2 separate regions of the Homo sapiens genome follow, and region 2 is linked to region 1. Evidence: chromatin loops called from intact Hi-C (ENCODE). Cell type or tissue: dorsolateral prefrontal cortex. All regions are shown on one strand. Links, peaks and the distances in the headings refer to the core of each region. The heading gives the core; the rest is flanking DNA. Region 1 has its middle 3.4 kb from the start of MCF2L-AS1. Region 2 has its middle 72 kb from the start of MCF2L-AS1.

What was found. Hi-C counts contacts between places; a loop is a spot of excess contacts. Peaks named below come from ENCODE experiments on the same cell type or tissue, not always from the same donor. Only the 100,000 strongest peaks of a DNase experiment are listed, where the experiment ranks them.
Region 2: it touches region 1 in a loop (7-fold over the local background); 1 of 110 quality-filtered maps calls a loop at or near these places.

Annotation. Positions count from the first base shown.
Region 1 is chr13:112,963,771-112,966,678 of GRCh38, forward strand. It overlaps a transcript of MCF2L not described here. Among named protein-coding and RNA genes, the nearest start is that of MCF2L-AS1, 3.4 kb to the right of the region's middle. RefSeq lists an enhancer at 1-242. In dorsolateral prefrontal cortex, for the core only: no CTCF peak of the experiment used is centred there; no DNase peak of the experiment used is centred there; H3K27ac peaks cover 252 bases.
Region 2 is chr13:112,895,331-112,898,238 of GRCh38, forward strand. It overlaps a transcript of MCF2L not described here. Among named protein-coding and RNA genes, the nearest start is that of MCF2L-AS1, 72 kb to the right of the region's middle. RefSeq lists an enhancer at 2,639-2,908. In dorsolateral prefrontal cortex, for the core only: no CTCF peak of the experiment used is centred there; no DNase peak of the experiment used is centred there; H3K27me3 peaks cover 820 bases.

The DNA of each region.
Region 1 (2,908 bases), core at 168-2,667:
CCATGGAAGACAGGGAGAGATACAGGGAGACGGGCTCGCAGCTGGGTGGGGCCACAGCCAAGAGTGCTGGCCCCCCAGAAGCTGGCAGAGGCAGGGCGGCTCCTCCACTGGCTTCAGTGTGCACGGCCACGCCAACCACCCACTTGCTCCAGGCCCCAGAGATTCCACCCCAAGGACGCAGGGGACTCAGAGAGGCTTGGCCTGCAGCCCCCACTGGAAGGGCTGTGGATGGGGTTCTGACACATTCGATGTAACTGAGAGAGGTTGGGTTAACCAGGCTGCCTGGGAGGAGACGGCGTCCACTTGCAGGTGCACTTCGGTGCAGGGTTGCAGGGGGCGGGGGGGCGGGGGGGCCCAGCTGGGGCTGTGCATAGCCCACCTCGGATGGCCCCTGCCCACAGCAACAACTCTTGAGGTTCCCTTGAGGCAGCCCCGGCACCCCAGGTTCTACAGTTGCCCACGTTGATGTCAAGCTTTGAGTTGTGGTTCTTGCCTCAGGAGCAGGTCTCCCCACCATGCAGAAATGGTCTCTAGCTTAAGTGAGTTTGCCTTTTGTTTTTTAACCAAACAAACCCATCCTAGCAATACCCGGGCTGCCCCCAGGATGGCATGAACCCATCATGATGCTCCCTGCGACAGGGAACCCCTGCCAAGGAACAAGGTGCAGAATCCCACAGCGCCCTGTGTCTGCTCATGTGGATGCATGTTACCATAACACGGCACATATAAAAATCATGTACAGATTTCAGAAACTTTAAAATAGCCATACCCTTTGTCCTGTATCTCTACTTGTAGGAAATTAACACAGAGAAACAATCAGATGTGAGATAATGATTTGCCTGTGTGTTTCTTTGCCACAGTGTTTATGACAGTCAAGAATCACTAGAAAACCTGATTAAAATTTGAAACACACATCCCAGGAAATATTCACTCAGCTATTTAAAATCATGTAGAGTAGCAGCATCATGAAAAAACGTTTAAGTGAAAAATTTGTTACAAAGAATAGACATTGCTGTTACAATTTTGTATAAAAAGGCATCAGAAGGATAAAGACCTCTAGGTGATGCTGTTAAAGTATATTTTATTTTTATTTTCTATATTTTCCAAAGTGAACACAATGATTTTATACTCAGACAAAAATACATATTAAGTTACTTGTTTCATGCATCACAACGTAATGGTCATTTGTGTGAGAACTTTAGATGACAGAGTCCAGGTCAGCAATCCTGCCAGATTTTATCCCCAAAAGACCATCTCCTCACTAACTGTCCTCATCAACTGATTCTGCGTTTATAGTTTATGTTAATGTGAATTCCAGACTTCCTTGCTGGGCAAAGCCATAAAAAAAGTCAGAAGTCCAGCAGCTCCTCCTCTTCCTTCCTCTCCTGCCCCTCCCCTCCCTGTCCCCCACTTCAGAAGTGCAGTCCTTCAGTCGTCCGTGTGTGGACCAGGACCTGCTTGCTGCTGGGACACAGGGACCTGTTCACACGTCACACTGGCCCCGGAGGGGGAGGTGCCAGCAGGTGCCCTCCCGTCACCACATGGAGGCTGTCACATACCCAGGTGCCATGTCACCTCCGCTGCAGCATGAGCTCTGGGCACGCAGGAGTCACCAGCCTTGCTCAGTGCTGCACCTCAGAGCCAGCCCTGGTTGTCCGGAATCGAGGGTTCGTTTCCAGATTTCTGGGGCCACGGCTCCAGTGCATCCCTGACATGCTGGGTGTTGTCCCGCGGGGCTCTCCCAGTCACAATGAGCTTGTGAATTTCCTCACAGTCCTTTTCCAGTCTCTACCCTCTCTGATACCCCTCCCAAGACATGGAGTGAGGCTGTGCAGGAAACACCTATGCCTGCCCTTCTGTGGCCGGGGCCACTGTGCCACTCCATAGCCCTGCTCCCCTAGCCTCGGGGTTGGCTCTGGGAGCCTGGCCCTGCCTGCTCCAGCTCCCATTTCTCACCTCCGCTTTGTGGCTGATCATCCAGAAAGGTCGCCATGAGGATGTTTGGTATCCAGGTGTCGCTTTACCTTCAGCCTCCCTCCTGGGGCGCCTCTGGTTCCCGGGAGAGAGGCCGAGCCAGGGATGGAAAGAAGCCCATCCCTTGGGACACACGGCTTGGGACCTTACCTAAGTGTCCTGGGTCTACCTGTCGGGAACTCTGTGGATGCCATTCCCCTCACGACACTACAGGCGTCCCCGATGCAGACACCACAGGTCTGCATCTTTGTGCCTCTGTGTGGCCTGGGGCAAGTCGCTGAACCTCTCTGCATATTCTGTAAAACGCGAAAAACAGTGCCTTCTCCCAGCTCTCTGTAAAGACCAATAGTTTACAGCATGGGGAGCACTCTGGCAGGTACCTGGAGCGCCTAGTGCTCCCTAATGCCAGGTGTAATGGTGACAATCGTTCTTTAGGCAAGTATTAAATGATGTTTATGGAAAGATGGCATCATCTGTGCTATAATTTAAGGCAGAATAAAGACTAGACAGAGCTAGAGAGAGACTTAGCTGAACAAATCAGCTCCTGAAATTGTGGGTGTTGGAAGGTCCAGGGGCAGCTGGGGACTGGGGAGAGTTGGGTTGCAGTCCAGGCTGTCTGGGAGCAGAGCTCCCTCTTCCTCAGGGAACCTCTGTCTTTTTCTCTCAAGCCCCTTGATAGATTGGGTGAGGCCCACCCACGTTATGTCACACACCTTACTCAAAGTCTACTGATATAAGTGTCAATCTCATCTAAACATACCTTCACAGAGACATCTAACCTAGCATTTGACCCAATATCTGGGCACGGTGGCCCAGCCAAGTTGACAAGTAATAAAGCCAATGACCACAGAGACCAAGGGTCTCCACCCTGGTGCCCCAACATGACATGGTGCCAGCCAGAGGATATTGGCCAGGGGACAGAGTGGATGGCACA
Region 2 (2,908 bases), core at 122-2,621, 68 kb before region 1:
GATGTGCCGGCATGGCTGTAGGAGGCCCCAGGATGTGTGGCCACGGGGACCGACACGGCTGACCACAAAAATAGAAATGCAGTCCCCAGGGCTGCAGGCTGCAGAGTGTCGGTGTGGTCCCCTCCCTGGCAAGCAGGAGACCCACATGGCCAGGTGGGTGCTGGATGCTGGGACTGAGGAGGAGCCTCTAGCCCCCAGGACTCCTAACATGCGAACTGTGGAGCGAGGGGTCCAGGGCTGGTCGTGAGAACGGAGTGCACACCCAGGCATTGCCTGAGTTCTGCAGCCTCCGTGGGTAGCTGGGGGGACGGGACCCCGGGAGCCTGTGGAGCCCTCAGTCCCAGGGGGGCAGTGAGGACTCTGGGGCAAGCTGACAGCTAGGTGGGCAGGAGACCCGGGTTTTAAGGCTCCCTCAGGACTCTCCTTCAGCTCTTCCCCATCCTGTGGGGCCGGCTCCGCCCTCCCAGGTCCCAACTTCACCGGGCTGTGCAGGGGCCCAGGCGTCCCCGATTTCACCGGGCTGTGCAGCGGTCCCGGTGTCCCCGATTTCACCGGGCTGTGTAGGGGCCCAGGTGTCCGTGGCTCAAACTTCCACATTGGGTATCCCCAAGAACCCCCCACACGTCTGTGAAATGAGGGGGGCCCCTCCCCTGGGGGCCTGACAGAATTGCTGTGAAACCTGAGATTGTGGGAAACTGCTGGAATCCGTGAAGGGTCTGCAACGTTAGACGGTGGGCTTAGGAACCTGCAGACTTTGGCAGGGACCCCGTGGCACCACCTCCCCCATCACTGTGCTGACTTCAGGGCCTGCAGGCACAGCCAGGTGCAGAGGGGAAGGGGCACAGTCATCATCCTCACCAAGGTGATGGATTCGCTGCAAGATGAAAGGTCTGTGTGCAGCTTCACATCTGTCCTTCTCTGGAATTCAGGTCTCTTCACCGCCCCCCCGAGGCCTCCTCCTGAGGTTTCCCTTTACCTGGTCCCCAAATGGGTGGTCCCAGTCACCTCTGCTGTGGAGATGCACCCTTGCTCACATCGAGGACCCCAGGGAAGACTTTGACTGGAATCTGAACGTTTATTTTGGAAAGGCAGCCTCTTGGTGACTCCAGGTCACTTCAGAAGAGAGGCCCCCCCTGTCTTTACAGCCATGTAATTTGCATTTGTAACGTGGTGGGAGAAGGCCTGGGATTGGCAGAGGGCATGGAGGAGATGAGTCGTGTAGATAGACTGGCCAGGAACGCCACCGGTTGGCAGCCTTTTGTCACCAGTTGAGATGATTTGGGATCATTTTTGGAGGCTCCTGGAGCAGCCACAGTTAGCACTGTGACCAGAAGGATGGAGTTGTAAGGTTCTGGGTGCAGCTCACCTTTCTGTTCAGCCCACCCCGCTTCACTGTCTGCAATGGCTCCCAAGGACGCTGTGAGACTCTCATGTGGCAGGTGCACGGCTCTGGGCTGCATCTTGGTGACAGCATCCCTCTGGCATCCCAATGCAGGTTCCTGAGTCCCACCACAGAGCTTCCCGCCTCACAGATGGAACAGGGCCCTGCGTCTTCGGCAGGTACTCAGTGGTGTTTCTAGGTTCCAACTTGAGTCATCAGTGGATTCCCTGTGGAGGGTCCTTCAGGGGACAGCAGGGCACTGGTCAGGGGCCATGCAGGCTGAGAGCCCACCCTGAGAGGAGGCCAGGCCGGCAGAGCACAGGGCCCCAGCTCGGAGTGCGGGTGGCAGAGTCTTTAGTGCGTGGCCAGCTGGAAGCAGCAGTGGCACTTTGAGAATTTCAAGTCTTGTCCAGGGGCCTTGGTGGCCTCTGACTCACATGGCCTGTTCATGGCAACCCCCGCTTTGGGAAAGCTACATCATGAGGGTCGCTCCTGGCGTCCTAAAGTGAACCTCTCCGAGCTTTCAGCCAACGGTAGGATACGGGACACGGTATGGCCACCGAGAAGCTTTTGGACATCTGTGAGGGCCACCATCGTGAACGTGGTGGTCAGGAGCCCAGCATGAACCGGACTCAGTTGAGCATCAGGGCTGCCCCAGCCGGCTCTGCGGGGTTCACAGGAAGCCCACTCCTCCTCCCCAGCCATGCCTGGGATCTCCTCGGAGCCCTGAAAGGTCGTCCCCATGGGGTTCCACAGCAGGGACAATGATGGCTCAAGCGGCCATTGGAACCAGAGCTGGGAAGCTGTGGGACGTCCCGGATGAAATGTAGGATGTAAGTCCCTGTTGGGGGCCATGCAGCCCCACCTGTTGAGAAAGTGAAGAGCATTACTGACATTTCCATCATGATGTAAGGAAATCAAAGCACATCTAGTGAGAAAGTGATGCTGTGGAGACCGGAGAGGGTAACCGTGTTTTCTTCGCAGTCACCATCTTCACTTTTCATTCATTAAAGAAATGGCAGAAAGAAAGCAGAACTGACTCCTGTGGGGACAGGCCCACTTCTGTGTCCAGGTGGGCAGACTAGAGTGAGGCAGAGACATGGCAGGTGGAGCCGTGGTGAGGGTGGTGCTGACTGGCAGTGGGGACTGGAGTGAGGGCTGCAGTCAGGGGTGTCGGCCTGGCACCCGCTCTGTGCCAGGGCCCAGCTGACCTCTCACCCTGCAGCATCAGAGACAGCCCTGGAGGTGCCATGTGGCCCGTCCAGCCCCAGCCCCGGCCCCGGCCCCGGCCCTGGGTCATGGCTTTGCAGCCTTCACTCTTTAGGGAAGGTCTCCCAGCTCCCCCTGTCCTAGGGCCGCCGCCCCCACCTCTACTCCACGTTATTATTAATACTGGCGATTTACAGTGGATGACACGGTGTCGTGAGTGGAAGCCGTGTGGCAGCGGCGGGGACCTTCCTATCTTTAGTGCCCAGTGCCTGGGATGAGACACACTGTGTGACCGCCAGCTCACTGCTTCCCCCGCAT